Linked DNA regions of Mus musculus: region 2 is linked to region 1. Evidence: chromatin loops called from intact Hi-C (ENCODE). Cell type or tissue: heart. All regions are shown on one strand. Each heading gives the region's core, and the rest is flanking DNA. Links, peaks and the distances in the headings are about the cores only.

Region 1 (16,352 bases), core at 3,660-11,659:
CTGAATCAGAGAATGCTCGCTCTGTGAACCTGAGTAGATGTGATGGAGTCAAGCAGGCCGTGCTAACCACAGCTGTGATCAGGAGAGGAGCAGAACAAGTTACCAAGCTGGCAGGAGAGGAAAAGGCATCATTAAAGTCTAGAGCAAGAAAACGGAAAGACAAGAGGTCGATAATTGGGGTTTGTAAAGAACGGTGACACTCATAAGGACAAACTTATCAATATGAAAAAAATTGATTAAAAGACAAAGTTTGACTATGTGTCAAAACTTACTGAATATAGATAATGTTGTCCTTAGAGAAAAAAATTATAGTTTTACATTCAGATGTCAGAAGAGAAGGCTGGAACCAATGATTAAGAGATGTGTAACTCACAGAATGAGAAGGAGTCAGAAACCCAAAGAAAACAGAAGACAAGGGGAGAATACAGTTAATAGAAATGAACAAAGTAGAAAAACACTGAAGAGACTGTCCATAAAGCTAAAAGCAAGAATTCTAAACAGACTGACAAAACTGGTAAGTCTCTGGAGCAGCAGTTCTTAACCTTTGAGTAGTGACCCATTTGCGGGCTGAACAACCTTTTCACGGGGTCACCTAAGACCATCAGAAGACACGGATATTTATGATTCATAGCAGTAGCAAAAGTACAGCTATGAAGTAGCAACAAGAATAATTTTATTGTTGGGGGTCACAACACCATGAGGAACTGTATTGAAAAGTAGGAGCATTAGGAGAGTTGAGAATCGTGCTCTGGAGAGACTAAAGAAGAAATTTAAAGAAATCAAACACCCATCAACAGAGAAGGTGCTAACATCCAACACTGAGGATGTGAAATGGGAAAGCACCACAGTTCATACAGACCAAAGAGAGCTCAGCCTCAGGCCAACACTGCTGAAACACCAAACTTGGCAAGGCATTACAAGAAGGAAAATGCTGGCCAATATCTGTATTGCTTGTTTTGTTTATCAACTTGACACAGCTAGAATCATTAGAAAGGAAGGAGTCTTCAGGTGAGGAAACGCCTCTATGAGATCCAGCTGTAAGGTGAGAGGCCATTGTGGGTGGTGCCATCTCTGGGTTGGTAGTCTTGGTTCTGTAAGAGAGCAGGCTGAGCAAGTCATGGGAAGCAAGCCAGTAAACAGCGCCTGTCCATGGCCTCTGCATCAGCTTCTGCCTCAAGGATCCTGTCCTGTTTTGAGTTCCTATCCTGACTTCCTTCAATAGCGAACTGCAATATGTAAGTGTAAGCTAAATAAATCCTTTCCTCTCCAACTTGCTTTTTGGTCATGCATGGTGTTCCATTGCAGCAACAGAAACCCTAACTAAGACAAATTCTCACAAATAGAGTTGCAGACATACAAAATACAAGCAACACATAGAAAAAGATAATGCTTTATGATCAAGGTGAGGAGGGCTATTTATAAATGTCAGATAAAATTTCTATCCTAATAGATCTATTTGCCACATTCATTAAATATGTCAGATAAACAATAATCCTATGACCACCTCCCAAAGATGCTGAAATATCTGAGGAAAATCAATATCTATGCATACTCAAACTCACAGCACTAGCAAAGGAGGGTAACTTGATAAACAGGCCAGTGAGTAAGGCCTTCTGGAAAAATGAGCCTGCCTCCAACAGCAGAAGGGAGTCAAGACTGCCATTTTAACTCATCATTCTAGTGGAATCCTAGTTAGGTCAGTCAGGTAAAGATGGGAAAGATATGAGGGCATTCTGGTCGGGAAGGAGGAAACAACCTGCCAGTGTTTATGGAGGATGTGCCTCTATAGGCTGAAAACCTGACCCACCTTGCTGGTAATTAGAACATGAGTTTCACATGGTTGCTGGGCACAGAGTAGAGTCAGCAGGTTGCTAATTGCTTTTTCAAAATTGCAAAACCAAGCTATGCACAATAGTGTTAACCAATCAGATGGCTTGAAATATGCCTGGTAAAATACATGCAAGTCTCCTGAGCAAACAACTCTAACATTTTGGTAAGAAAAAATTAGAAAGGCCCAAAGAATAGTGAGGTGTTAGGAATAATCAAGGCTGTAAAATATCACATCTCACCAACTAGATACACAGAGTCAGTCTAAGTATCAGGTGAACTCAGGACATGTCTGGATCAATTTTAAGACTTTCAATGAAAACACAAAGTCCCAAGAATAGGGAAGACTAGCACTTCTGGGCCCAAGCTCACTTCTAGTTTGTGGTAACTGAAGCAATGACAGCAAAGGCTGACGTCACCAACAGGGAGCATGGAAGCACATGGGTGCAGACACTGGTTCTCAAGAGATCTGAGGGGTCAGATGCACACTCTAAACTATGCAATACATACACCACTTCCAGCAGAATGGACATCCACACAAGTAGGAAACTACTCAAGGGCAAAATGGTTTGGGAGAAATGTGTATTTTTAAAAACACAACCCAAAAGTACACGGAGAAAACTGAGAGACTAACAAACAGCATTATGATCAAAAGGTCAACCCTCGAAGGGAGAAAAGGGCTGATCATGCACACAACTCACAACAAGGACTGTTCCATAACACACAAGGAGCAGCTTTACACCAAGACCAAAGGAGCTCTTACCTGAAGCACAGGCAAAGGCCTGACTGAACACTCTCTGGAAGGGGAGCTCTGCCAGGCTAGTCATAGACTCACATCGCACCTTAATGGCAGTCAGGGAACTAGATGCTAGAGAGATCCCCTTCCACTACAGAGCTGGGACTGAGAGAACTGGCAGCCGCAGCCCTGGGAAGGGTAAGGCCATGGAGGCTCTGAGGCCCTGTCGTCCAACTGCTTGGACTCTTTGCTAGCTGGTCCCTAGGTGCCAGCTTCCCTTTCATTCTTTGTTGTCATAGACCTATCTGTCTGCATCTTTGTATATCACATGCCAAAACGATTTTCAAACAACGTCAAATAACAGACTTTACAAGAATGTTTTAAGCATACGCATCGTGTTCTGTAGTACAGATGGAGATTAAAATTCATACAAAAATTTGCTACAATAATTTGTTAAAATGGCTAGCCATTTTCAGTGTTTGCAGATAAAAGATTTGGGGGGTCTGTCCATGTGATGGTTTGATTGAGAAATGTCCCCCCTAGGCTCCTGTACTCGAATAAGTCCCAGTTGGCGTGATATAAATCAAAGTTAGGAACCTTTAGGAGGCGCAGCCTTGCTAGAGGAAGTATGTCATGGGGTCTCTCTCTCTCTCTCTCTCTCTCTCATATGAAACGTGATCAGCCTGCTTCCTGCTTCTGTTGTCTTCTCTACCATAATAGACCCAGCCCTTGTGGAACTATAAACCAAATGAATTCACTTTTCCTTCAGTTGCTTTTGGTCATAGTATTTCTGTCACAGCAACAGGAAAGTAACTAATACAATGTGCATGGTAGATTTCAGTAATAATGTGCTACCTGTGGCCTCTTTGCTAGGGTTAAATTGGGCTCTTCTTAGGGAGGTCAGCCACTTCAATGAAGGAATGGGCCTCAAAGCAGGACTGGCAACACACAGACTGTGCCCTCAGCTGCATGTCCACCTATTGGCCAATACCTACTTTGAGGGTACTCAGGAAACCTTTCCAAAGGGGTGTGTGTGGGACACAGCAATGTCCTCAGAGTCGGAAGGTGATGTGCTTTACGGCTTTACTCTTCTGTGCATCACTGAAAAGTACTGCCAAACAGTCTAAAGATGGCTGATTCAACGTGGGAGCCCCAGAATGCTCCTGCACTCAGGCTGATACTGAGTCTTTCTTGACACCTGGATGGTCAGAAACAGTGCCACTGGTTGGTCTCCAGGCCCAATTAAAGTGACCTGAAACAATCACCCTGAAGACACTGATGACTCCTGTGTGGGGTGACAAGCCCCTCCAGAGCTGCCTGGGAAGCAGCACAGGCACCAGAGGCAGTGGGGCCAGCCCTGAGTGCTCACTGTGCCTGCCCACCAGCACTCACTCTCTTTGCCCTTCTCCTTGTTCTTGAGCTGCTGCAGCTTCTGCTCACGGTGCTGCTTCTCCAGCTCCTGCTCTTGCCGGTGCCGCTCCAGTTTCCGCTGGTGCTCCAGCAGCTCCTGCTGGTGCTTCATGGCCAGCATCTCCTGCTGCTGCTGCAGGCAGAGGAGGACAGAGGTCAGAGCCTGGAGACCCACGGACACCCAGGAACCAGCCCACCGTTCCCGGGGTGCTACCTGTCTACCTGCCCATTCATCTAAGGTGCTACAGAGGAAGACATGGTGCCAAGGCCTAAAGCTCCTCTGCCCCTTTAAGGACAAGATTCATAAAATAGTCTTGGATCTCTGCAGAGCACTCAGGAAGAGTAGGTGACTTTGCAGGCTGTGAATGCTCTTTGAGTGTGCCCCACAGAACAGAAATGGTGAAGCCAGCTAGTTCAGCTGCTAGGCATTTCCTTAGACATGGAAGACCTCAGGGATTCCTCCACCAGAGTTCACATTAAGAGTGTGCTTGCAACATACAAGGCAGGTCCAGAGTCAAGCCCAAGATTCTCAGAGTGAATAGAGAGACACTATGTGTGCCTCAGATGCACATTCACCTGGAAGAATGCTGCCCACCTCAAAGCAGAATTAGTACCAATGGGCAAAAAGCACAGGGTTGAGTCACAAACAAGCAAATTCAACAGGGCATCGGGTAAGTTCTAGAGCAGAATAAAACCACTGAAACATGACAAAGAGACTGGTGAGGAAACAGAGGGGTCAGGGGAGGAATGTTGGAGACACTCCATGACATGTACCACCCACCCACAGCCATGGAAATACATGTTACAGCACACCTAAAGTCTATGTATCTTTATGTAGACATTATAGCTTATGTTTCAAAATATGGCACATCTAACGGCATGAAAGTATAAAGTCCTTGTAAGAAACAGATACAGAAGATAAAGAAGAAGGACTGCAGGACTTATGATGCATATGAACATTGTCATAAATTCTTAAGAATGTAATGAGCTGCCCATACAGAGGCTGAGGCACAAAGAAAGTAAGGATTCTTAGAGATAGTCAAACGAATGGGAAAAGTGCTTACCCTACTGGTCATATCCCTGTCACTGCACTGTTCTGGTAAACAAGAAGCTTGCCTCCAGCTCGAGCATGTAACCTCGAGGGGCCTCTCACTTCAGCAAGGCCATTGGCTCCTCTTCCTCTGATCCAAGAGCTGTTTCCAACCTTCACTAAACTAGCAGATGGCTATCCTTTGAGCATGGGTACTTTTTGATGTTGCTCCCTCATAGAATGAAGAGTGGCAAGGAGCAGTGATCAAGGAATTGGCAACCAGGTGGCCTGTAGAACTTTCTATGGAAAAAAATATGGCACAGCGTGTCCTCACTCAGAGTGAGTGATCAATGATTAAGTATGGAGACAGTCTAGAACTGAACGTCCAGCTACCCAAGACTGTGTAGGTCACAGCACAGAATACAGCCATGACAGGAAACCAACAGAGGCTTGGGACCTTTGGCATGCTTTTCACTTAGACCTGAATCCTACAGCCTTAGAAGGAACTTGTGATGCTAAATTGCTACCTTGATTACCAACTGACTATAACTGGAAGCTACTGAAACCCCAGGCTGCTGGGCCCCCCTGTGAGGCATTTTCTTTTCTCTTTTTCTTCTTTTTTTTGAGACAGGGTGTATAGGCCTGGCTGGCCTAAAACGCAGAGATCCCTCTTCCTGCTGAGTGCAGGGTTAAAGGTGTGTACCAACATGCCTAGATTTGTGAGGGATTTCTTAATCAGATTATTTGAAGTAGAAAGAGCCACCCTAAATCTGGGCCACACCTTAGGGTGGCAGCACATATAAAGGAGATAGAAGAAGGAAAAGTTTGCTTTTGTTTGCTTGCCTTCACTCTCAATGGCAAATTCATCTGCCTTGTTACTGATACATTCATTCCTTGGCTGGTATTTATAGCTTACTTCTTTGGGATTCCAACACAGATTGAAGATCAGGACTTCTGTGCCAGACTGGGCTTACTGAGACATCTATCCTCAGAGATTGAGCAATTACTGTATTCTTAGCCTCTCCCTCATGAGACTACCAGACCAAAGCCTGTAAGCCAGTCTACTAAACCTCCTTTAGTGTGTGTGTGTGTGTGTGTGTGTGTGTAAAATATTTATCTCCACCATATCAGCTCTGTTCCTTTAGAGATCCCTGACTAAGAAAGAACAGTTTAAAAGAGGAAACTAAAGCAAAGAGGCAGCCTAATAAAGTTTTTACCTTAGGTGGACTGGCTCCTAAGCAGTTTCGATGATGCCCACATGGGAAAACAGCTAATCCTTCAGCATATGCTTGAATATATGAACTAGCTGTGAGGTCCAAGCATGTGCGCATATGAATGTACACAAATGTGGTTTCAGTAAACACGTGTGAAGATGGTTCCACTTCACACATGGAGTGTGTGCACTTCATATGCTGCCTCATGTCATCTCCAGCAAGACTTTATGGAAGACAAATAGATGTACCCAGAGATATGTCCAATCTCTCTGATGCTGGATGAGCACTCAAAAGAGGAGCTTAAGCCAACCTTCATGAACTACATATAGTGCTGCCAGGAGGTTAGTGCAGCCACAGCTAATCCTGACACACACATTGCAAGGTTCATGCTTCTAGAAGTGCCCAAGCTGCACACAGAAGGCCTTCTTGTACTCCCCTCTAACCACAGGCCTTACAGCTCCCTGGTTGGATTTCTTCCCAAGACTGTCTATCACCAGCTTCCACAGTCAACTACAGCACTGGGTAGACTGAGGGGGTGGGACTGTAAACTGCTCTGAGTTTGTTCCAATCAGAATCACAATATGCCACTTACTCAGCATGGGAAATTCAAGTCACATCATATCAAGAATGTGATGGAAAAGTGACAGCAATTGTATAATTGTTTCCACCCCAACAGTCAAACCTGTGTGGCCCAGGCATTGAGCCACTCAGATTACTTTCAATAAAACATAAGCATGAGCAAAATAAACAGGGCCACCAACTTATTCATACCATGGGCATAATAAAAGAGGTGCTGGTCCCTGTCCTGTGGGGCTATCCTGGAAGACCCAGGCAAATTCTCAGGCTACCATACCTACACAGACACCCTGGGGCTGACCTAACCTAGCCCCAGCCCCTAGGACAGAGGTTATAGCTCTGTTCTCACCTATGCTATACCTCCACAACCTGCCGAGTGAGCCTTCCTAGTCTAGCTTCCCTAATGCTATAGAAGTAAGCCAGAAGAGGTTAGAGCCTCAAGACTTCTCAGAGCTGTCCAGTCACAACTGTGGTTGTGTGCAACAAAGATTTACTGGGCAGACTGAGCAGGTGGCACTGTCTGTTTATGTAAACTTTATGTCCCTGTTTATGTAAACTTTCCAGAGCTCTCCTGAGAAAATCAGTTACTAAGAAGATTCATGGGGCAAAGGTCATTTGCAGCCGGGTGTATGGCAGATTAACTGGAGAGGGTACAGGAATTCCCCATAACAGCTTAGAGAAAGAGACTGAGAGAACACTGAAAGACTGCCCAGGCCTGCCCAGACCCTACAATGGCTACCTTCCCCACAGAAAGGCCACTTGCAGAAAGCTTAACACTGTGTCTAGCAACAGTGGGTGCAGGGGGCGGTCAGAGAAGGCCAGCAGAGACTCCTGGCTCTCTGGTTTATATTTCAAACAGCCACTAAAATGGCCTCTAAAGTGGATCTCTGCCCTGAGCTGGCAGCATGCTTCAGCAGAGTATGAGGTGACACAGCAGGAAGGGAAGATGGGCAGGCCAGCTGCCTGGCTTGGTCTATCCTCACAGAAGCACCACACACTTTGCTTGCTGCCTTCCCCATGCTTCCACGGGGCAGCAGTATTGCCCCACAATGAAGACGAAATGACAAGGAGTGTGAAAACACTCTGAAAGTTTGATATGAGGTTGGCATGTGTACTTCCACAGTTTTATCTTGAGTCTGTTTCTGAAAGACATCCCCTAAAGAGGACAGTGTCTCACGGAGGACAGCTGAAAGTCAGAGGAAGTTATCAGCAAGTTACAACCTAGCTGGATGGATGGGACAAGGGACCAAACCCAAGTCTCAAAATTGCATCCTCACTTGGCCACCCTTGTTGATAGCAGTCAATATATAGATAAATCTAACATAAGTCAGGATCTAAGCTCCTCTCAGCCAATGGCACTGAGCCACTGAACCCAGCTCCAGTTCTTATAATAACTTCAGAACAGTAACATTTTTCTATCCTTTATGGGAAAATCAGGTTATAACACTTTGTACTAAGCTTCATTCCAAGAGACTACTCCCAGCCATTCTAGGAAAGCCCCATTGTATAGTCCACATATTCATGGACTCTAGGGCTGCTAGAATAACATCTGTGAATAAGTAGGGTCAGTCAGAGAGTTCTTAAAGGTATGGTGGTGGTGTCCACAGGTAATGCACCCTCAATGGGTCACTAGGCAACTGGCATCAGGTTAACTTTTTACCTGCTTTAATCACCTTTGGAAAGCAAACATGGTGACATTTTTAAAAATAATAGTGCAATCATTTTATAATCATCCATTCCAAGAAACAGCCCTAAACAACTAGCTCTGCTCAGAGACACCCAACTCAGGAGCATGGAGTAGGTCATTGATGAAGAGTCTCTCTGTATTTTCCCTTAGTAACTAGAAGTAAAGCGAGTATCCTGTTATAGTCAAAAAGACATGCAAACCTGAAATTTAAAGAGATACAGATTGCAAATAATGGCCAGATTCCCAAAGACACCCCAGAACAATGCTGCTGGTCCTGTGTGTGTCACGACATCTTGAGGTCATGTTGCTAGGGCAGAAAGAACTAACCAGATCTGTGTTCCTCAGCCCATTACCACAGAACACTGTCAGTGACCGTTTATGACCCAGGCACTCGGAGCTTTGCTTCTTTCCTTTCTTTGACCACACACGGTATCTGTCACAAGAATCTCCCTCCTTGGTTCCACAAGGGCTGGGCCTGTACTGTCCAGTGAGAAGACACCACTGAGTGTAGAATTCAGACCATAATAACAAGCCTTCTGGAAGAGCTGACTTTACACTGGGTAAAGTCAGCTATCTGCACGTAGTAACTCACTACCATATCCAAGACTCTGCCAAGGTAGAGGGAGAATGCCGAGAAGAGATCTTCGGCAGATGCAATCCATATCACCACAGGACAGTTTAGAATAAGATAACCACAGTGTGGTGGCTCCAATGAGAATATGCTGGCATAGGCTCACATACTGGAATACTTGGTCCCCAGTTGGTGGAACTGTTTGGGAAGGGTTAGGAAGTGTACCACTAGGGGCAGGCTTTGAGGTTTCAAAAGCACACATCATTCTCAGGATGTGCCCATGCAGCTACTGTGCGGGTGCCAGGCCTCCTGCCTGTTCCCATGCTCCCTGCCATGATGGTCGTGGGCTCACCCTTTGAAACCATGAGTCCCCCAATTCTGTGACAGAGAGCACAAAATATTGTGTTGAGAATAACCAGAAGATAAACCTTTTGCAGAGGAGGCTACTGTTGTGTGCCTCTTGGTATAAAAGTGCCTGCAGTAGGAACAGGAAATTCTGTTTTAAAAGAAAAGAAATATAGGAACTCTTCTATAAACTGCCTTGGCCATGGTGCTTTATCATAGTCACAGAAAAATAAGACACACAGACAAAATTTTCTAACAAAACAAAAACAAATACAGTAACAGCAAGGCCACTATTCTAACTGGAACTTAAACCAGGTTCACTTTTAAGCCAATGCTCAGTTTTGAGCCACATACTTAACTCAAACTTAGTTTAATTGACCCCAACTTTTAAATTTACTAGACATTCAATTTAATAGACATTTTTTTTCGTGTAAACCCAATCAGACTTTTTAAAAGTGAACAAAGATAAAAGCCTTCTTTGCTAACAGGCCTTAAATGCTGAGGAAAGTGTTCACCCACTGCTCCAGCAGGGCAGAGAACCTTCTGGGTCTCTAGGAAGCTCCCATTATCCCTACTGACTACTGACCAGCCAATCAGAAGAGGTTACAGTCAAGCTCAAGTCTCATGACACATGGTACTAACATCTTAATGCTGCTCACGGCACTGCTCAAACACCAACCTTTCTGTCACACCCTCAACAGAACTCAAGCTGAAGCAACGTAGGAAAACTGTTCTGTGGATCAGGGGGCTACTTTTGACCCTAATATTCCTAGGGCAGGAATGTCAGGTACTGTGTGAGAGCCTGCATGGTGTGTGTGTCCTACAGCCACATGTGCCCAGCTGATTTAAGAGGCATATAGACTTTACATGATAGATGGTCCCCACACAGGTTTTTTTTCTCAAAGATGTATGTTAGTTATTTTTCCATTATTGTGACAAAATATTGGACAACAGCCTCTTAAATAAGTGTGTACTTGGAATCAGAATTGGTGTACTGGATAGTTCTTTGTCAACTTGACAAAAGGTAAAGTCATTTGAGAGGAGGGAATCTCAATTGAGAAACTGCCTTCATAAGAGCTGAGTTGCAGACAAGCCTATAGGACACTTTCTTAATTAATGATGATAGGAGATGGCCCAGCCCATTGTGGGTGGTGCCATCCCAGGGTTGATAGGCCTGGATTTTATAAGAAAGCAGGCTGAGCAAACCATGGTAGCAAGCCAGTAAGCAGCACCCTTCCATGGCGTCTGCATCAGCTCCTGCCTCCAGGATCCTGCCTTGCTTGAGTTCCTATCCTGACTTCCTTTGATGATGAACAATGATGTGGAAGCACATCCTTTCCTCCCCAAGTTGCTTTGATCATGGTGTTTCACCCTAACTAGGACAGCTGGTGAATACACAGGCTATCATGGTGAGGACCAGTCAGGAAGCAGAGAGAGATGAATGCTGGCACTCAAGACTCAGATTACTTTCTCTTTTTCATTCAGTCCAGGACTCCAGCCTATGGAACAGTATTGTTCATATTTAGGGTGGATCTTCCCACATCAATTAACCCAATCTAGAATGCCAACACATGTCAGATGTTTGCTTCCTAGGTGATTCTAGGTCCTGTCAAGTTGACAATATTCAATAAGTCAAGGGTGTTTTTCTGACTAGAAATAATACCAAGGAGCTGGAGAGATGGCTCGCAGTTAAGAGCACTGGTTGCTCTTCCAGAGGATACCAGCTCAATTCCCAGCATCCACATGGTAGCTCACAACTGTCTGTAACTCCAGTTCCAGGGTTTCTGACACCCTCGTACAGACACACATACAGGCAAAACAACAATGAATGTAAAATAAAAATAAATTATAGAAAGTAATGTCAAATATGAAATTACGAATAAGTAAATTACCTACAGTTGCTCACCAGGGCATCTAGCTCAGCAAACAGAAAATCTAGACATAAAACCAGACCCCAACCACCCACAGATCCTGGGTCAACTTCCTCACATTACTGGGCCTCAAAAAACAAACTCATATAAGGGATTTGTATACTCATCTAAACATAGCCATTTTTTTCAAAGAAAGCTGGTTCCTGATCCATTTTGACACTTAGGGACAGACTATAACATCCAACAGCCTGATCTGTATGGTCTGGAGAATGTTCTACAATAGCTATACTTATCATTTTGAATGAGTGAGTTTAATAAATATAATTTATTTAATATAATTTATTTTTATTTTACAGGATGTAGCAGATAGCTAGAAACAGCGGAGAGACAGACTGTAAAACACTAACTACATGTATAACACCAGCAGAGAAGTCTAGAGTGGCCCAAGTCAGGGAGCAGAAGAAATGTGACATCAGACTGGAGGCTTGTAACCAGCAGGCTTAAGGCACTGGGAAAGCCCCACCAAAACAGTCAGCTTGAGATTCCAACTTAGAACATCTCAGGGGGAGCAAAGTGTCCCTTCCCGTCGGGCGAGGTGTCCAATAAAAGAACAAACAGCAACAGACAGTATCATCAAATCCTGCTAGCAGAAACCAACTGGGGTGGTTGAGCTAGTGGGAGTTCCTGGTTGCACTTTCTCAATGGCTGAACTTCCAGTTTCCTGTTCCCACTGCAGGCACTTTTATATCAGGAGACAAACAACAGTAGCCTCCTCTGCAAAAGGTTTATTACTTCCTGGCTGTTCCCAACACAATATTTTATGTTCCCTGTCACAGAACTGGGGGTGGGAGGGTCAGCTTATCCCCAAACAAGGGATACTCTGAGACTAAAACATGCTTGGGTCTGAAATGGGGAAAGGGAACCCCACTTCCAGAGCCAGCTTTTTAGTGGGTTCTAGTACTACAAGACAATTCATCAACAAAATGACATTACATATCCCTCCCATGTAGGGGGAAGGCTACCTGCATGCTTCCCAGAGTGAATGTATGCACTGATCTTGCAGCCACAGAATACTTCTGGCCGTGATACCTTTAGACTTCATCCTCACCCTTTGGATACCAGCAGGGCCAGAAAGCTGTCAGTGAACCTGTGATAGTCACATACCTGAGGGCCAAAGTCAAAAAAGAGTAGCTTGAGAGGGGCCACTGTCACCTCTGCTAGTTCTCTTTGATATGGACCAGACAGACCCAGTTTGGATAAATGTCATATTTAACATGTTAGCCTCAAGAACTAGAGGAAGAGAATGAGAGTTGCCACCCTGTTGATGGGAGCTCCCAGGAAGAGGCCAGCCAGCACGGGCATTAGCAGTGTAAGCCCTATGGGCATGAACCCACTTCCCCCCACCCCCACTACCACTGTGAGACTCAAGCCAAGCTAAGCAAATGCATGGATCCTTCTTCTCTTCCAACATTGCACACATAGTTTAGCTACAGGTGGATCATGCTCAAGATCATGAGTGGCTGTGATGGTGCAGACTATACCAGCTCCTACAGCAGCTTGTCCTGGAGCACAGCTGGCCTGTTCTCAAGCCTTCCACATTGTACAAGGCCTATTAGTCTACCCAGATGTGGCCCAACAGCTCTCTTGTCGCCTACCCTCATGTGATTTAAAAAAAGATAACACTGGAGATAAAATGAGGGTAAATCAAGCACATTCTTGAAGACAGAGTAAAATCCAAGTCTCGGCAGAATTTGAGAAGGAAGAGGTAGGACATAACCAGTCTGCTGTGGTAAATCCTGTCTGTCCTGATGGACTTAGACATGTATTTGCTTAAAGCGACCAATGCTCAGTATGTGGCTTTATTTAAAGATGTTCAGAGAGCCTTTAAGGCAGAATCTCATGTGGTTTTCTGAGATAAGCACAGGGCAGCATCCATTATGCTCTTTAGCTGAAACATACAAACAGAGTCTGAGCATGGACCTGCTGACTGGCAGGACGTGTGGTATTTGTCCATGGTTTGTAATGGAGCATTTGGGATTAAAATGTCCCAGGGCTCTCAATGAGAAACCACTTCTATCTCTACTGGACCAACTGGCTCAAATCCAAAGGCAACCTCATTACAGCACCCTGGAAACAATTCATCCTTCTAGACACACTCAGCAGTGAGCCCATACACTCAAGTGTTAAAAAGACAAGCAGGTGCACCGTCCATCGGGAAGGTCTAGGAAAGGAAGGTGAGTGCCAACAGTGGAGCCTGTGCCAGGGCTGGAATGGGAGATGTCCCGTGGGCCAGAGCAACAGCATCATTAAGGTACGGGTGTCTAGAATAACAGAGGTGGTCAGGAAGAAGACAACAGGAGCAGTCTAAGGGCAGAGACCCAAAGCAGCATAGCAGCTTGCATTTGTGTGTATTTGTGTGTGTGTGTGTGTGTGTACTCTTAGAAAGGCTGTACACCTCCTCGAGTATATAGCTCTTCTAAGCTTCATCCCATCTATCAACAGCCGGACTCCAACTTTTGATTTTCAAACTGTAGCTCAGCACTGCACTCTCCTGGCCATGGTACCTTTAGGTGCCAGCAGGGCCTAGCCATCAACATACTGATACACAGAAGGTGTCAGTGAACCTGGGAGAGCCATACAACTGACAGCCAGAGTCAGCAAAGAGTAGCCAGTGTTAGTTACCTGTGTCTTACCATAGTCAGGGTTCTGTGAAGATTATCAACTTCTACTGTTAACTTGTAAATATACAGAAAGCTATTTTTGTCTGCAGATACCACAGCCCAGAGGAAAAAGCAGAATTGGGAAGCACAAAGCCTAATGCTCAGGAGCCAGGAGCTCCTGGAACAAATGAGGCATTGTCAGGATGGCACTAGAGTGCCATCAATGCTCTTGAGTGTAAGGTGAACTTGTTACAGAGAGCCCCAGGTGCAGGGCTGGTCTGCATAACTTCTTAGTGCTTAAGAAGACTGACCAGGTAACCAAGGGCATGACTTCCCAGGGTCCTTCCCCATCATGAATAGGGCTTCAAGCAACATGCCCTGGACTACTTGGAACAAGCAGTGTAAAGATTAATCTTCACTGTCAACTTGGTAAGATCTAGAAGCACTAGGAAACAACCCTGGATGCATCTGTGAGGGTGTTTCCAGAAACTCCCTTAACAAATGGGAGGCCTGCCCTGAATGAAGTGACACCAATTCCCTGGGTTGGGGCCCCAATTAAAAAAGGGAAAAAAAAGTGGTAAATATCAAAATTTCTCTCTCTCTGGTCCTAAGGGATCCAGAAATGACCAGTCACCTCATACCTCCACACCCTACTGAGCACAGACTGTAAACCTTTTTCAACTGTGAGTAAACTTAACCCATTCTCCCTAAACTTGCTGTTCCTCAGGTCACAGTACTGAGTAAAGTAACTACCATCACCTTGCTCTCCACAGCCACACAACCAAGTTCCTTTCCTCTGGAGTCGACTACCCGAACAGTATTCTCTACTGCTTAGACTATAAAGATCTTGGAGGCTAGGGCATGGGAAAGAGCACTCTGATGCTGCTGCTCCTTCAGACAGGAAGATAACAGTAGGATCTAAGTCAGGACTCTGCACAGGCACCTGTCTAGAGCTCAAAGCAGGGACTGTCCCACAGTGTCAGTAGGGCCTCACAGATGTTAAAAGAGCTGAGAAAATTTCAGTTAATTCAAAAGAAGAATAAAAGGAAACTATTTTTGTTTGCAGATAACACAAGTAACGACCCCCCTCAAAAATCAGTATCAGAAAATTCTATCCAGTTATTCTAGATAACACGTAAGAATGAAATCCAGGGCTCATCTGTACATTAGCAGTAAAAAATGAAAATACAGAAACATATTTATTCACAATAAAGACAAAAAGATATTATGTCCCAGATTAAACATTTATATGCATTAATTGAAAAATAAAAACAAGGATTTACTAGGGTAGAAATATAAATAAACAAATAACTTGTTTCTCAAGTACAAATTCAATACTAGGAAGCCATTACCCCACAATCTGAAGTAATTTTTGGCATAACTGTGGGGACTTCATGAGAATGGTTGTAAAGTTCATCAAGGAGAAGAAACAGGCCAGACAAGCCCAGGAAACTCTTGGCAGAGGGACACGGTGTGGGGAGATGGGCAGTCAGCCTAACATCTATGTGGGCACCATCGAGGCTGCATGGTGCCCAGTATAAGGATGTAGCAAGGGAGCAAGCTAGATACAGCCACAGACATGTAAATGGAACACAGACACATGAGAGGGAACAGAGGTGGCATTTTTTATGTGTTCAGAAAGAACATCTGATTCACGACAGGAAAAGTAGGTGACTACTCTGTATCAAGTGAGAATGAATGGTGGAGGCTGGAATAATGTCCTTATTCATAAAGAGCACTCCTACACCTATGAGAAACGACCAGCACTGCAGGTGAAAACAGCACAGCAAATCATAGAAGAAATGCAGGCAGCCACAAGGCATACAGAGAAGGCTGACTACACTGGCAATCATGGAGGTGCTAAGCAATGTGCTAGCTAATATTCTATCAACTTTATACACATTAGGAGGCATCTGAGAGGTGGAAACCCCAACTGGGAAATGCCTCCATGAGACTGGGCTGTGGGCAAGCCTTTAGCATTGTTTTGTTTGTTTGTTTGTTTGTTTTTAAAGAAAAAGGAAAAAGGAGAAAGAGGAACACTCCTCCATTGTTGGTGGGATTGCAAGCTTGTACAACCACTCTGGAAATCAGTCTGGCGGTTCCTCCGAAAATTGGACATAGTACTACCGGAGGATCCCGCAATACCTCTCCTGGGCATATATTCAGAAGATGTCCCAACCGGTAAGAAGGACACATGCTCCACTATGTTCATAGCAGCCTTATTTGTAATAGCCAGAAGCTGGAAAGAACCCAGATGTCCCTCAACAGAGGAATGGATACAAAAAATGTGGTACATTTACACAATGGAGTACTACTCAGCTATTAAAAAGAATGAATTCACGAAATTCCTAGGCAAATGGTTGGACCTGGAGGGCATCATCCTGAGTGAGGTAAACCAATCACAAAAGAACTCAAATGAAATGTA
Region 2 (16,352 bases), core at 2,742-10,741, 340 kb after region 1:
TTTAAAGAGATTGAAATTTTAAGAATATGTAAAGACTGTGGGACTTTTAAAGTTATTTAGAATGGGGATGAATAAGATTGTAAGGGTTGAGGCTTACTAGTGATGTGTTTGTGTGTCAAGTTGACAAGGGGTCACTTGTACTGGCTAGTTTTGTGTCAACTTGACACAGCTGGGGTTATCACAGAGAAAGGAGCTTCAGTTGAGGAAATGCCTCCATGAGATCCAACTGTAAGGCATTTTCTCAATTAGTGATCAAGGGAGAAAGGCCCCTTGTGGGTGGGACCATCTCAGGGCTGGTAGTCTTGGTTCTATAAGAAAGCAGGCTGAGCAAGCCAGGTGAGGCAAGCCAGTAAAGAACATCCCTCCATGGCCTCTGCATCAGCTCCTGCTCCCTGACCTGCTTGAGTTCCAGTCCTGACTTCCTTGGTGATGAACAGCAGTATGGAAGTGTAAGCCGAATAAACCCTTTCCTCCCCAACTTGCTTCTTGGTCATGATGTTTGTGCAGGAATAGAAACCCTGACTAAGACAAGCACTAAACAAGCATTCATTCCTCTCTGCTCCCAACTATAAATGTGATGTGACCAGCTGTTTAATGTTCCTGCAATTTTGACTTCCCTGTTATAATGGACTATAACTTGGAATTGTAAGCTCAGATAGACCATTTATCTCCTAAGTGGTTTTTGGTCAGAGTACTTTACACAGCAATAGAAATGAAAGCAGGGCACCAGCAAAGCAGTGATATCATCTGCATATTTGGACCACATTGGGTGTATGTGCACTTGTATGTATGTGTCTGGGGCTGTAAATCATGCTAGTTACTATGTACTAATATGCCACGAACATGCCCTCATTGTCTGAGTCTTAAAATAAAATTTAATACTATACAGCACGTGACCAAACTCTCTTATTATTGTGGGACATTCAAGCTCTTCCACCTTTGCTATGCAGTTGGGGTTGCCATTCATCTGGCTGGGTTCTTTTGTTGGCATGAATCCTAGTAGTGCAATTGACCTAGCTTACATATTGTCATTCATACCCTACCCCAGTACCCACAAGAGGACTGCAGAGGTCCCTTGACAAAGGGACAGAGACTAACCAGAGGTGACTAAAGGCTGTGTCTGATCTATCTGGCCCACCTAACATGAAATTATTGGGAACAGAATTACACAGTGATAGATGCGTTATACTGCATAGACAGAAAGAAACCTGCATGTCACAGCACAACAAACAAAAAAAGTTCAAATAAGCCAAACCCTCCATCAGCAGATGAATGTTGCACCTCAAGAACTCTGGGCAGAGCTGTCTTACCAATACAGAGCCCTCAGGCTGGGGCTTTACACAGGCTAGGTACTTCTAGGGGCAGCCATTCCCAGGAGCCCCTGTAGCTCCTCCATTGCTGGGCCTCTCAAGACCCCCGTCCCACTCTTCCAACTGCCTCTGCCTTGTCCCTGAGGGCTAGTCAAACACTAAGCTCCTATCAAGTCTTCCCAGCCTCCATTCTTTGTGTTAGCATCTCTATAGCTCTCTTTATCATCCAACATGACCATTCTCTTCCTTTGCCATCTGCCTCTCTTCCTGGAAGAAAATCTGCCCTCAGGCAGTGGCTTGGAATGCTTTGCTCACAGCTGTTTCTCTGAGTTCTGGGGGAGCCTATACTAGAACTGTCTGTAAAGAGGATAGAGGACCCCTGTGCCCATCCAGCCACAATCCAACGAGCAGGTGGCTCAGTCACAGAGGGATCCAGGGCCACTGTGGACTCGCTGGGTTGCTAAGCTCAGTCTGTACAGTATTCACTTGCTCTAGCCTTTGTGTTTCTTTCTCACACTTACAAGGTGTCACCCCAAGCAACCACTCACTGAGATGCCTCATCTGGGTTCTGTCTGTAGGATCAAGGCCCATGAAGCCAGCAGCAGACCAATGCTTCCGGTCCTTGGACTGAGGGCCAAGGCCCAGTCATGCCAACCTTGAACCCTGAAAGTTCTATAGGGCAGAGAAGCACCTCCTTGAATCCATTGCTCTTGCTGTATTATTGGAGGACAACGGTGGTGCCTGCAGACCAAACCATCTTTTCATAAGAAGCTGTGTCACAAAGCTGGCACTAGAATTGGTGGCTGAGTCTGGATGCTGCCCTGAGATGCATTTGTGAGTGTGAGTGTGAGTGTGTGTGTGTGTGTGTGTCATCTGTCTATGTGTGTATGTCTGTGTATCTCTCTGTGTGTGTGTGTGTGTGTGTGTGTGTATGGGTGTGTCTGTGTGTACAATTGAGGGAGCATTTGGAAAGTGGGGAAAGTCCTTTAGAACAAAAACATTTACCTTGGAAGTAAGATGACCATAAAACCATGGCCATGAGGGACTGGGTACCACACAAGAGACAATGCAAATGTGCCTCAAATCATTTCCCCACAGGGATCTGCACTGGGGAGCCCCGATGCTCCATGCCCTTACTGTCATGTGGTCCTACAGAGTTGGAATTTTTGAATAGGCTCCTTTGAGGAGCAATCCTCTTGGTCACATGGTCACAAAGATAGAAGGCACCCTGCCTGTCAAGGGTCTTAAAGCATGGGGTAGGGGGGTTCTGGTATACCAGGCTGTACTCACTGGTTTTCTTTGAAGCCTCAGAGTCATAAGTAAGAAGCTGACCCTTGCCGCTGTCCTTGTTCTTGCTTGCAAATATCCCCTGTACCAATCCGTGAGCTGGTCCGGCAGCCCCTCAGTCAGGTGAGGCTCAGCAGATGCCTATCCCCCAGCAAACATGTCCTGATTGAATCTCATGGCCCTGTTTTTACTTGCTAATGTTGTTTTTGATTTGTGGATCTTATTTGACCTTCAGATGAATTTAATAATGTCCTTACCAGGAGAACTTGGGCATGCAGCTGGGAGCTGCTCTGTCTTGCCCCAGGCCATCCCAGGCTTCTTCAGCGGTATTCTCTGCAAATCTGAGGATGTGTTTTCAATCAAAGCTGACTGCCTGAACTGCCAAGAGATGGATTCCAAGCTGATTTTCTTTTATTTTTGTAGATGCCACAGGCTGCCCTGCTGCTGGAAAGACAATCCAACAATTCAAGAATACCCCAACATTCATGGTCACATTCAGGGTCCAGGGTCCTATTTTCTGGACTGTGTTCTCTCCAGGGGAAGGACACACACACATAGCTATGTTCCTGTGTCCCCTGAGTGCTCACAGCAGTGCTGGTCTTATCTGTAGAAAGTCCTGTGCACACACAAGTTCTATTGGGCTCCTCTTGCTGGCTCTATGAAGCCATTGGACCTCCACATGATCCGGGTCTCAGGTGAATGTTCACCTGAGCTGCCTAAGGTGTGTGACCCCCAAGGGTTAGGAAGCTGAGAGGTCAGGACTTGAGTTACCCCTAGGGTTTCTGGGTGACGTATGCTGTTTTCCACATGGGTGAACAATGAGTTAGGGAAAGCTCAGCCAGGTGAGTCACAGCCATAAACGCTAGGGCCAGGACCACGCAGGGTTCTTTCCAGCTCTCAGGTGCCTTACCAAGATGTTAAGACACACATAGTCAAAGACGTACTCCTGAGGAGTGTTCAGGGAAAAAAAAGTCCCATGATTACATGAACAAGTTTGGGAACTAGCTAGAAATTTGAAAACGTGAAGAAATGAATGTATCCCAGAACCTAGGAAGGTGAAGTCATGTGTGGCATAAAGGGGCCCATCTGGATCAATGTGCCCCTGGCCCTGACCTGCCTGGGCAGGGCACATGGATGACCTGGGTGAAGTTCCACAGACCAGAGAAGAGCTGGAAAGCTGAGAGCCGGGAAGCCAGTCCTATCCTTGTGAGCTGAGACTGAGTGACCACTTCATGGGGGTCCTGAGGACACAGTGAGCTTGGACTGGGGAAAATCCAGACTGCCACAGTGTCGCTGTGGTGTGTGCTCCCTGGGCGGCTGAGGAGAAATGAACAAAAGCATGCCCACCAGCTGTCCCTGTGAGGTCACCCTCGCCAGAAGGCCCGATGGGCAGGTCTGGGGGGTCAAATGTTGAATGAGGAGGACCACACTGCTTCTTGTCTTTAAAGCTGGAGTCCAGGAGAGAGTCTGAGTGAACCCAACTTCACCTGTTTGGGGACACACCAATCAACCAGGTCTTTTTCAGCAGTCTGAAACCCTGTCCAATCTGGGACTCGAAGAGAGTCACTTGACTCTTAAGGAACTGCCAGCAGACCCACTGCACAGGAAGCCACCCATAGTACCTGTCCACATCCGAGTCTCTATGCCACTTCCCTGGGGTGAGGGAATCACCCACGCTCAGTAGTAGGAGCCTCTGGAGCCACAGGTACACACAGGGCTTCTGAACCTCCATATAGAAATGTAGAGATGTAGACTCACTCAGCCTCTCTCCTTCATGGTAGCAGCAGACAGCTCTTTGAGTGCAGGTGGTGGGCTCTGTAGCTCAGTATAATGCATCCTTCCAGAACTCCCCACCCACAGAGGCAGGACTCCCACCTTGTCATATACTTCCTGTTCCTTCCAATAACTGTAGAAATTGCTCTCGGGGTACATCGAGATGTCAGAGAGCTGAAAGTGACAAGGACACAGGATGGCCCCTGATTACACCCTAAACATCATGGCAGAGAAGAACCATTAGCTGTTCCCCATCTTCTGTTGCCAGTCAGAACCATGGCTACTCCAAGCCTCTGATCCCAGGTCTTTGGTGCAAGCAAGGCCTCTGACCTCTTTCAGTGTCTCCTGACCGGGGCACCCTGGGATCTAACCAATGTGTGTGTGTGTGTGTGTGTGTGTGTGTGTGTGTACATGCACCAGCACACAGATTCTCATCAAGGAACTCTTGTGGGGTTCCATCTGTAGTATGCAAGCGACCCACAACTCATTTGACTTGCTATGGCTGCTGAACCCCACCCCGGTTGGCACTTGGCTACCGGTTTAGGTTCTCTCCACTCTTGGTTGCTTCTTTCCTGGGTCTGGGTCTTGTATCTACCTCTCTCCTCACCAGTTGCTTCTGATTGGAGTCTAAAAAGGCTGCAGGTGTGTGGTGGGGGATGGGATCATACTCCGACCTGTAGCCTGGTTCCTCTTGAATCACCCTAAGCCATTCTTCTGAGCCTGGGGTAAGCCTGAGGCAGCTGAAGCTGCAACCCCAAGGATCCAAGAACTGAGCTTAGACAGGGTGTCCTCCGAGGATCCAGGTGGGCAACCTGCAGGTGTTTGCCTGTAGGGACCGGGAACCCTTGTGAGGTTCACCTTATTAATGTCTTCCCACTCACCTGGAAGAGTGTTCTGAAGTCTGTGCCCTGTCAACGGTCCTAACTCTTTCCCTTCTGCGCATGCTGTGGGCAGAGACAGACGTGGGAGGCTGCGGCAGCCTCTGCTGAGGTTAGGAAATCTTTCCTAACCATCCAGGGAACCTCTCCAGCTGCACCACTCTGTTTTCTGGATCTTGGCACTTCTGTCATCCCTCCTGCCAAGATCCGTGGGCACCCCAGGCTTATCTCTCACTGCCAAGAGAGGTAGGACAGGTGGGGACAAGAGGAGAGGTGTCAGGAGGTCCATGAACTGATGTACTGTGAACTCTGGGGTCCCTGACATCTTTCCTCTGTCCCCACTTGTTGCGGCATGAGTGCAGATAAGAAAGCAGAATGCCTCCAAGGGACTGTCACCACTTGGCCAAGGCTCTTGATGTCTACAAAATCAGACAGCCTGGGCATGGCTAAAGGATGAAATCAGGGGATCCTGAGAGGGTAGGCGGCCTTCTTGCAAAGGTGCCTTTGTGGGTCCCTCAGCATATCCAGATAGACTAAAGCTAAATAGTAAGGCAATGAGGGGTAGGAAGCTAGAAGTGGGGTGCTGGACAGTGGGCTATGGTCCATCCTACAGCTCCCAGTCACATGAATATATCCTGACTGCAGTCTCTGGTCCCACAGTTGCCCAGGTAGGGACTGGACTGAGTGACTGACCACCGCCTGGGTCCTAGACAGAGACATCTGCCTGCATCTGGGTGAGGTCTTCTTTCTGTATTGGGCAGGGATCACCTGCTTATATCAGGACAGGGTTGTGTGCATGGACTCTGAATATGTTTCTCTGTATTCATCTGGGTGAGGTTACCAGCCTGGGTTAGGGTGTGGTCATCTGCCTTCAACTGGTTAGGGCTACTTCCTGTCCTTGAGTTGGGCTGTTTCTGTTATCTGCCCAAGTCAGGTGTCTCCCTCCCTACCGCCCCCCACCCCACACCAACTTTGAGATGTGGCAGGCATGCAGAGAGTGGCTGTTACATGCCAGGGGTTTACAGCCTTAGGAGACCCTGACAAGCCAAGCCTGCAGCTGGCAAATCTGCCCCTTCTGCCAGAGAATTACAAAGGAGAATTACTCCCGAGGCAGCTACCTCTTCCAATAAATAATACATGCCCGTAAGGACACTGCAGAGAATGTGGAATCCCAAGCCAGGCATGGATAGCTCCATTTTCCAGATCAGTCTACGTGTAAGCAGCTGGAACAGGAGAGAATTCTCAAGGCCCTGCAAGCCCTCCCTACTCAACAGGGTAGTGTAGGAAGACACCAAAGTCCATGGTCACCACCACGGAGAGCATGCAGCCTGTAGGGTGGCCCCAGTGAAGTCAGAGAGCCATGGTAGTCAGCATGCTGTAGTCTCCTAGCATTGGCTTGCTGCATGGATTCCCACTGGGCAGCAACAATAGGATGGTCTCAGCGGGAGCCTTGGGGCCCTGAAGGTGCCCTCCATGACCATCTGTAGTATGTCTCTTTGATGAGGTATATCCAAGCAACAACTTTTTTTTTTTTTTTGTATTCCACGAGGACCATGGGATACCATTGAAGTCCTGAAGCCATTCCTGCAGCTCCCTGATGTCCATAGTGGAAATGGCGTGGGTGTGGAAGTTCCCATGTTTCCACTCTTGGAATTCATGGCACGCTCTCCTTAACCACATTGGATTTGGTGCGCCGCCTTGTGGTCTTATCTGGGAACTGCATCTGCCCACCAAGCGGTTCCTGACCGTCCTCTCACCCCATGATCCTGTTCAGCAATCAGAAGCTGACCTTCAAAGCCTCCATAGTTCCTAGAGGGTGCTATAGTTTGATTCCAGAGAATGGTCCATCTTCACGTTCCAAAATTTGCATGTCAAGATCATGCAAGTACCCCCAACTCCACTTCAGCTACTTCTAGCAAAATGGCAGGAGATGGAGACTTGGCTTTCCAGGTGAGGGTTTCCTAGCAACCTTCTCTCCAGGCCAATGCTTGCACCCCTCTCCAGGTCTGGCAGGACATTTGGAGACCAGGGGCAGCTCACTATCAACACCGTTTCACATTGGCGGATGCCCTTCCCGTGCCGTCTCAGGGACTGTTCTCAGCCCATCTGTGGGCGGCTGTCTTTGAGCAGGGAGTATGTGCCCTACCCCGATTCCCTTGCCCAGCCCTTGAGAGCATTCAGGAATGGTCGACAAGTGTAAGTTGGATGGTGAATGAGGTGGGGCTTTTCTGCAGGGGGAAAGAGCCTCTGTTTCCCTGGGCTTGGGATCTGTCTTCAGCCCTACTAGGCCCCACCCAGTGTCCACTCAGGTTCTGTACATTCACAATGGCCAAGGTCACATCACCGCAAGCCACAAGAAGGCCCTGCCTGCAGCTGGGAGAGCTGAGAGGACCAGCAACTGCTAAGTGTACTGTGAGTCCTGAGGGGCTCACCTGACCACACCATTACCCTGGTGGCCATACTCTCAGCCATCCTGAGGGTCACCTGGGTCATGTGGGAAACCAGCTCTATATATTCTGCTCTGTTCTCTCCCAGCGATGGGAAGCTCAGCCGCCTCACTTGACAGAAGAGCCACCAGAAGCATAGGGGAGGTAGGAGACCCAGGTCCTACACCTGAGGCTATTCAGTAGCCATGCCAAGCCCAACAAAAAGGCAGGCATACACTGACACTGTCATACATGCAGATATATGTACAAGTACGCATTCTTACACACACATGTATCACCACACTGTCTGCACACTCGTATTACTGCACACACACACACATGCACACACACACACATGCACACACACTCAGAGAGAGAGAGACACACAGAGAGAGACTAATACACACAGAGACAGACACACACACACAGACACACACTCTCACACACACACAGTTGGCTTTGCATGCTATCCACTCACACACTTGAGTGTATTCAGCCCACATCTTCTAAGAACAAACAGCCATCTCCAGGAACAGCTCAGATTAAATCCATATTTAGGAGAATTTCCTGAAGAAAACATAATCAACAAAGATGCAGTTCCACCCCAGGGAGACAGCGCTTACCTCGTTATGCGGAGCAATTTAGCGCCTCGCTGACTAGAGCTTTCTGTTGCAGAATATAATATTTGCTTTCCCTTCGCATCAGCAAAAGGCCCATTAAAGTTATTTCCCGAAACAAAAAACCATCTGTCCCCTAAAGGTGGATTTAAGATAAGATACTGCCTGAGGCACAGGGCTTCAGTACCCAGTTTGGCAGTCTGATCTCTGTATGTGTGCATCCTATGTGTGCTCCCACTGATGAGGGGCCCTGAAGCAGGGACAGCATCTTCCTCATCTTGTCCACTGCCCAAGAGCTGAGTCTCCTGTGGGGAAAGGGGTGTAAATAATCATGGAATACATGGTCTTTAAGATAATTGCCACAGCAACTTCTATCTGAAACCCAGGAACTAGGAAGCAGGCAAGAAACCAACAGAGAGAGAAAATAATTTCCAATTAACAGTCTTAAAAGAGATTATCAATGTAGCAGCTATTATGAAAAACTATTATCCTGGGATGGCAGGTAACTCTATTCATAAAGGGCTTACCACATAAACAGGAGGACTTGAGTTCAATCCCTAAACGCAGTGGGAAAGCTGGGTATGATGGTGCATGCTTGCAATCCCAGCGTAGAGATAGGGGTTCCTCTGAACTCACTGGTCAGACACCATATCCAGATCTGAGTGAGAGATGGTCTTTTAAAATAAGATGGATGGCTCTTAGGAAACAGCATTCAAAGTTGACCTGTGACTACACACTCACATGAGTGTGCATCTGCACACGCACGCGTGCACACGCGCACACACACACACACACACACATACCACAGTCAAGTGAAGCCCCTTAACAAATGAATTGATTTTCATAAAAAATCCCATGTTTATTTATTCGTACTCTAGAGTTCTACCAAGAAAACTGAACAAGAATGTTCTAGAAGCCATATCCAAAAAATCCAAATACCGTACAAGCCCATTTACCCCATCAATGGAGGACAGACACATGGACACTCTGTGATATATCTATATTTTCAGTGGATGACAGATGAACTCCCTGTGGTATATCCATATACCATCAGTGGAGGACAGGTGAATATCCTGTGGTATATCCATATACCATCAGTGGAGGACAGGTGAATATCCCGTGGTATATCCATATACCATCAGTGGAGGACAGATAAATATCAGTGGTGTACCATACACTGGAACTCAGTTCAGCTCATTCCGTCTAAGACTGTGTGATTGTCGCATGTTAACAAGAAGCTTGAGAGCAAGAGACAAACTATAAGGGATCCTATCAGAGGAGTGTCAGAGGCGAGGCTTGACTGAGATGGGGCCTGAGAGAAGTTCTGGGTTAGGGATGTGATCTGACTCTTTATAGGCTTGGCATTAGCGAGTACGTGGATCTGTGGGCTTACTGAAGCGCATACTTGGCAAATCAGCAAATGCTGCTCTCAGAGGAAGAGTTACAGCTGTGAGCACCGGGTTAACAAAGGAAAATGACCACTTCAGCAGCCGGACTTCACATCTCAGAGGCTAGAAAGGCAGGAGAGGGACTCACCTGGAAGCCAGCAGAAAAGGGAAGATGCCACTGTACAGCAGATGGTGACAGGTGACAGGTGACAGGGAGACACTGAAGCCTGCCTCCCAAGGAGACCAGCAGGCTTCTGATTACAGTGCTTAGTGGGGAAGAAATTAAGCCACCCCACCGAATGCAGAGCATACATGAACCCCCACAATTGACTGTTGCTGAACTTCAGTTGGTAAGAATCACTGATGGCATTTGGGAAGAAAGGTATTGGTGACTGTGAATAACATAACAAGGCATAACGTAAAAGATGGATCAGTGAAAAGCAGTAGATATGGGTTCAAGGGCTCATGGGTAATGAGACAAGAGAGAGTAAGACATGAAGAATTGGGATGCTGGGGTACTATTTACCCATTGTACCCAAGGTTTCTGAATGTTTGAGAATTTGTTGTAAAATACTTGAAGAAATGACTGTCAATAGCTCCGGGCCATTCCTAGCAGCCTAGAGTAGCTAGAAAGCATGCTCTCTGCAAGGGTGTAGTCATGTGTGCTTGTTCGTTTGATACCCACATTTGTAAACCTTCCTCAAGCCTATGCAGTCAGGACTTTACTGCCAGAGTCTTCAAGTCACGTGATCTGTGGGGAAGGGTGGTGGTGGTATATGTATGTGTGAGTGTGATTGTCGGGGCGGTGGAGGAGTGAGTGTGTGGGAAGTGTGCAGAGATCCATGCCAGGTGTCTTCCACCATTGCTGTCCATCTTGTCTCTGAGACAGCCTCCACCTGAGACAGGAGCTCTTGGATTCAGTTAGATAGACTAGGCAGTGAGTCCTGGGGACCCTCCTGTCTCCCATAGCCCTAGTGCTGGGATTACAGGTTCCTCCACCCCAGTACAGGTCCGAATCACGGTGCTCAGCTTTTACATAGGTGCTGGAGGCTGAACTCGGGGCTTCATGTTTATGATGTCATCGCTTTGCTGACTCAGCCATCTCCTCCTCCCCTAAAAGTAGTTGTGATGTTTAATGTCAGCTAAGGCAAAAGCTAAAAGTGGATGGTGAAGCTGGCTAGGTGTAGATGGATACTCAGAGTTTCCCTTGCTTTCAAACATACCACAGTTTGCCTCCCTGACTGCCAGGAAAGGAGGCTCTGTGTTATATCCATGCGGCTGTGAAGTGGTGTCTTTGTGGCGAGAGTGCGGCCATACTCTCAAGTAGAGTCTCTGCGGGAGATTGATAATGCAAGGGCTGAGCAATCTGGGGACTCGAGAAAGAGGGGTTAATGACTCCACATCAGTCAGACAACCGCAAGAAAAGAGATAAAGAGTAGGGGAGCCAGGCCTCTGAGTGGAACGAGCCCTACTCTCAGTCACACTCAGGTAACTCACAGAACACGAGTGACATACCCAGTCATGACCTCTGACCCTGAGGATGATACCACCTGCAGATGTGCATCCAGGATCCTCTCCTCACTGTGATGCTGGTGGAGTTGGAGGCCTACAGTGGGGTGTGGATGAACCACCACACAGAGCCCAGCCAAGCACCTCTTGCCACACCCCTCACCAGGCACCTATTTTGCTTTACTGTGTTTTCCCTGTTTCATGTTGGTGGGAGCCTTGGTCTACTGATAATTTCTTTTATTATTAAGTTCATCACAGATGACTTATATAGCTTAGTAATGAGTTCATATAAACAAGGACAAACTCGATGCCACAGAGAGGCCATCACCAGCTGAGAAATATCTGGACTGCAAGAGCCACTGGGCTCCTCGAGGAAGGAGCAGATCTGGGGTGAGTAGGAGCCACTCTGTTCTTATGAAGGCTGATTCTGCCCCCAGCCTGAAGAGGCTTGCATGGCTACAGGAAGAGCCTCTGCCTACCAGCTTCATGGGTCCACCATACTAGAACCCCAGCCTCCAACTTCTTGGAGTAATGCTGGCAGGAGACCCCTTGCTCTGAGCAGCTCAGGGATGAAGTGTTTCTAAAGGTGGGGGACTTTCTCTGGGGCAAACAAAAGCAATAAAGACCCAGCCAGTGTCACCTCCAAGTTCTAACAGCCGAGTTCTGCACTCTGACCACAGAGCAGAAGATGGAGACAAAGGTGGAAAGACATTAGCCGTTCTGGATACATCTTCATCCCTTCTTATTCAAAGTCAGGTCACCGGGCTGAGGACAGGTTCAGGAGCAGCAAGATGGCAGTGTTTTGGCTAGAACCCTGGGCAGCACAGTATCTCTTAGCCAGGACACTCAGCAAGTCCTCTAAGCCTGCACACCCTCAAGCCTGGATGGGTGAGTACAGCACCTGCCTAGTTTGCTGAGAAGCAATGAATCTGTACTCCACAGAGAAGCTCATATAATAGAGCAGGTGTCAGCCAGATATCCTGACACAGCACAGGTGATTGGATCTGGAAGTCAAGTTAAGACCAGCTGCCTACTACTTCATGGGGAGAAACCCATGGAGTTTGCTCCTGGTACACATCAGACACCTGGTAGCCCAGGAGAGGGTCTAACATTATTATTCAAGTTTGAGTTTGGTAGCTCATTGTCATGACAATGACACCCAGGAAGGGGAAGGCTAAACTACTTTGTCCCCTCCTTTCTGGAGGTTTCCAATGCCTCTGCCTCAGTTCTTAGGAATGTTTCCTGGGTGTGCACCCGATAATGACATATTATAGCCTGACACAGGCAGGAGCAAGTGTGCCAGCCAAGCACTTTCTGAGAGTTCTGGAAAGTCGTCTTTCTCTGGACCATCGTCCCAGACACTTACTTCAGGGAGGATGTGTCCTGTGTTCCAGTGCCTGGCCTTGCGGTTCAAAGGCTTCAGGATGCCAGAGCATGCCTTGGCTCATCCTTTGTGTGGTGCATGTTCCAGCTGGGAGGGACACAAAGTCCCCACCCACCCCACCCCCGACTCTTCACCTCTCCATCTGTCCCATATCTGCAGCATCAATGTGGGCTGCACTTTGCAGACCTAACGATCTGCTCCAGGGGTCCATCACCTTGCGCATGTCATGGCTGATGCAGAGCTCTGTGAGAAGGTCCCAGGGGAGCCGTCTGCCCTGTCCTCCAGCTCACAGAGCCTGCTGAGCCTATGTTGAAGTAGCCATCCATCATGGTGACCTCATCCCCACTCAATACAACATGCATTACTCCTTTTCCTCACTTAAGATGCCTCAAGGGATGTGTGGCTGATAACAGAGGTTTGTGCCAGGCCAAGTAGGCAGTGGGGATAGACAGAGATCCAGTGCTTGTCGGGGACTACCACAGTGCTGCCCTGCACTCTGGAGAGCAGTTCCTCCCTGGACCATCAGCCCACCAGCTCTTTCTCGGCCTCAAGGTATCTTCTCCAGCTTCCCAGTCTAATTACTCATCACTGTCCATGGTGTCCTCTATTGTCCCTTCTCCATCTCCTGCCACTATGTCGATACAGGCATAACTCACTGTGTACCCACACTCATGCATAGTCAATCCTTGCTAGAAATGAGCCAAACAGCTCAGGTGCTGAGCTCAACATTTGACTTGAATCATCTTACAGGTTCCTGGCAACTTCCCCTAAATAAGAGTGGCTAACCCCATTTCATAGATGAGAATGTTAGTGTCAGAGAAATCATAAACTAGAGTTCCAAGTCCAAATATTTTGTTTGAGCCATTTTTTTCATTACTTACAGTATGAGAGGAGACCGTACCTCTAGAAGTCAGCCCAAGCCAGTTGTGTTAGGATTTTACTGCTGTGAAGAGACACCATGACCAAGGCAACTCTTATAAGGACAACATTTAATTGGGGCTGGCTTAAAGGTTCAGAGGTTCAGTCCATTATCATCAAGGAGGGAACATGACAGCATCCAGGCAAGCATGGTGCAGGAGGAGCTGAGAGTTCTACATCTTCATCTTAAGGCTGCTAGTGTAATACTCATTTCCAGGCAGCTAGGATGAGGGTCTTAAAGCCCACACCTACAATGACAAATCTACTCCAACAAGGCCACGGCTCCTAATAGTGCCACTCCCTAGGCCAAGCATATACAAACCATTACATCAACCAAAGGACTATTGGTCTTATATGGGCTAGGACATGCCTCTTGGGTCAGAAACAAATCACCTTCCAACCCTGGTTCGTGAATCCCTTTGGTCTTCCCTAGCTCAGCTTTTTATTGGCATATGTCCTTCTATTCATGAATATCCACGGGTCTCCTGTTAGGTCTCAGTTCCCAAGAGGAAGAAGCCCCCTTGGATTACTGCTATTTCCTCAGACCAAAGGACTTTTCTCATCCCATAGAACTCTGAACTTCAATTGGTGCATGTGGTACACTACACAGGTACTACACTGCAGTAGAATGGGGGCTCCTGGCAGTCAATGTCATTGTATTCAAACCAAACAATAGTAAGGGATTGGCAAATGATTGGTGAATGGAGGGTTGATGGATGGATAGATGGATGGTTGGATGAGTGGATGAATAAAAGCATGTATAGATAGGTGAATGTGTGGGTGGGCAAATGGATGGATTATTAGTGCTTCGAATAGACTGTAGTGAAGTAGATAAGTTGGAAGATAGGTGAATGAATACATGAATACTTAGATGAGTGAATGTATGGAAGGATGCATAGGTTTGGGATGGATGGATGTGTGAGAAGATGAATTGAAAGGTGGATGGATGGTGCTTAGATGAGTAAAGGCCAAAATGGTAGATAGAGGGTTGGATAAGTAGATGAGAGGATAGATGCTGAATGTCATAAGTCAATGAGTAGATAGGTAGGTTGGTAGTTGGATAGATGGATGGTTGAATGATAGATGGATGCATGGATGGATGAGAAAGAGGATAGATGGATGATGGGTGTTTAATGAGTAGGTATCAGAGGGATGAATGAATAGGTGGATGAATGAAGGGGTGATGTGTGAATGCGTGGATGAGTGAATGAGTGGAGAGATGGGTGGGTGGGTGGATGGCTGTCAGGGTGAATGGATGGATAGCGGGTGGGAGGGTGGATGGATGGGCATTTGGATGAGAAGTTCTTAGATGAGTGGATGAAAGATGGGTGGAGGAATAGGGGGTCATGCATGAATGAGTGGATGAAGGAGTGCTTAAATGAATGGTTAAATGAAATAGTGTGAAATGGGTAGATGGGAAGAAGAATGGGTGGATGGACAGATGGATGGATGGATGGATGCACAGATAGATAGGTAAGTAGATAGAAGAGTGGATGGAAGGGTGTATGATAGCTGTGCTCAAGTGTTTATTACTACACTCCCTTCTCAAAGATGTGATATTGGTGGCTTTAAAAATAGGAGAAGAGACACAATGGAAAAAGTGTGGGTGGAATCTAGAAGCTAAGAAGGAAGAAAGAGTATTGTCCCTTAGGACTTGTTGAAGAAGCACAGCTCTGTCAACACCTCGATTTTAGCTCAATGGGTCCTCTATTATGTTTCTGACCAGGAGTCATGAGTAAGTGAGTGGGTTTTTTAATTTTTACAAATGAAATTGATTATTTGTGAGTTTCACACCATGCGCCCTCGTCCCACTCACCTTCCCATCCCTTCATATCTACCCTTTGCCCGTGCAGCCTCCCACTCAAAATAAAACATACAATAACAAGAACATCTCATCATAGAAGCTGTAGTGTGTCACAGTGTGTCCCACAGTATATCCCTCTGTGCACACATCTTCACTTGCAAATATTCACTGCAATGGGCCATTGGCTTGGTTCAAGACCTCTGGCTTCTGTGACACCATCAGTATTGGATTCTGGTTATCCTGTTGTTGCCCTATGTCATGGAGATCCTCCCGCTGTGGAATAGCAGGACTGGCCCTTTCACATATCCCAACCATTTGCCGGTGATGTAGATTTGGGTGTGGGCCAATACAGAGTCCTAGGTCTGGGCCTGGGTGGTAGCCGAGCTGGTCAGCCCACCAACTCTCCCTTATCTGCACCATCAGGGCAAGCTCTCCAGCACTGCTCTGGATCGTCCACCCAACGCTGCCATTGGCAGGAGGCAGGGTCAGCTCTCCTATTCTCATGCCCCCAGGCAGACTCATCTTTACCCACACCTCGAGGAAGGTCAGGCCCATTCTCCCAAACTACCATCCTCAAGCTGGGGCTTCAGATCAGACCCATGCCCTTGTGTGGAAGTCTTGCCCTTAGATGGATCCTTTCACTTTCCAAAGCATCTCCAAATGTCCATGGTCCACAGTGACACACCACCTTTCTGTGAGGTGACCATGTTCCTGCCAGCAGGGATGTGTTGCCCTTCTTTACATCCTAGGCACAGGTCCTGTGTGCCTGTGTGACTGTGCCTCACCCAGGACCAGGTCACCAACCAAGATCCAGGCACCATCAGGGCCACATTACCTTCAAGGGTCCAATAGAGGATCTGTTCTTTACTCTTTTGGTCTCATGGCTCTAGGCTTCCTTAACTTATGGCTGTATCATTCCTAGCTCTGTTTGTCTCTATGGTCATGTGGCATTCATATACACCTTCATCTCCCCTTCCTCTCAGCCTCTTCTATAAATCTCTATGTGAGTTTTCTGGGGCTACCATAATAGCACCATTATAAATGTCCTCCCTGTTGCA

The links. Peaks named below come from ENCODE experiments on the same cell type or tissue, not always from the same donor. Only the 100,000 strongest peaks of a DNase experiment are listed, where the experiment ranks them.
Region 2: a loop joins it to region 1, with 5 times the contacts of the local background. A loop is called at or near these places in 2 of 42 quality-filtered maps.

What each region holds. Positions count from the first base shown.
Region 1 is chr1:92,008,714-92,025,065 of GRCm38, forward strand. Hdac4 (histone deacetylase 4) reads right to left here. Exons shown (of 27, transcript NM_207225.2): 5 at 3,956-4,106. LOC108167659 (a long non-coding RNA gene) reads right to left here and starts at 3,949. Exons shown (of 2, transcript XR_001779208.2): 1 at 1-3,949. In heart, for the core only: CTCF peaks have their summits at 7,816 and 9,264; no DNase peak of the experiment used is centred there.
Region 2 is chr1:92,353,556-92,369,907 of GRCm38, forward strand. No RefSeq gene overlaps it. Among named protein-coding and RNA genes, the nearest start is that of Gm35992, 18 kb to the right of the region's middle. In heart, for the core only: a CTCF peak has its summit at 6,957 (motif pointing left); a DNase peak (open chromatin) is centred at 5,509.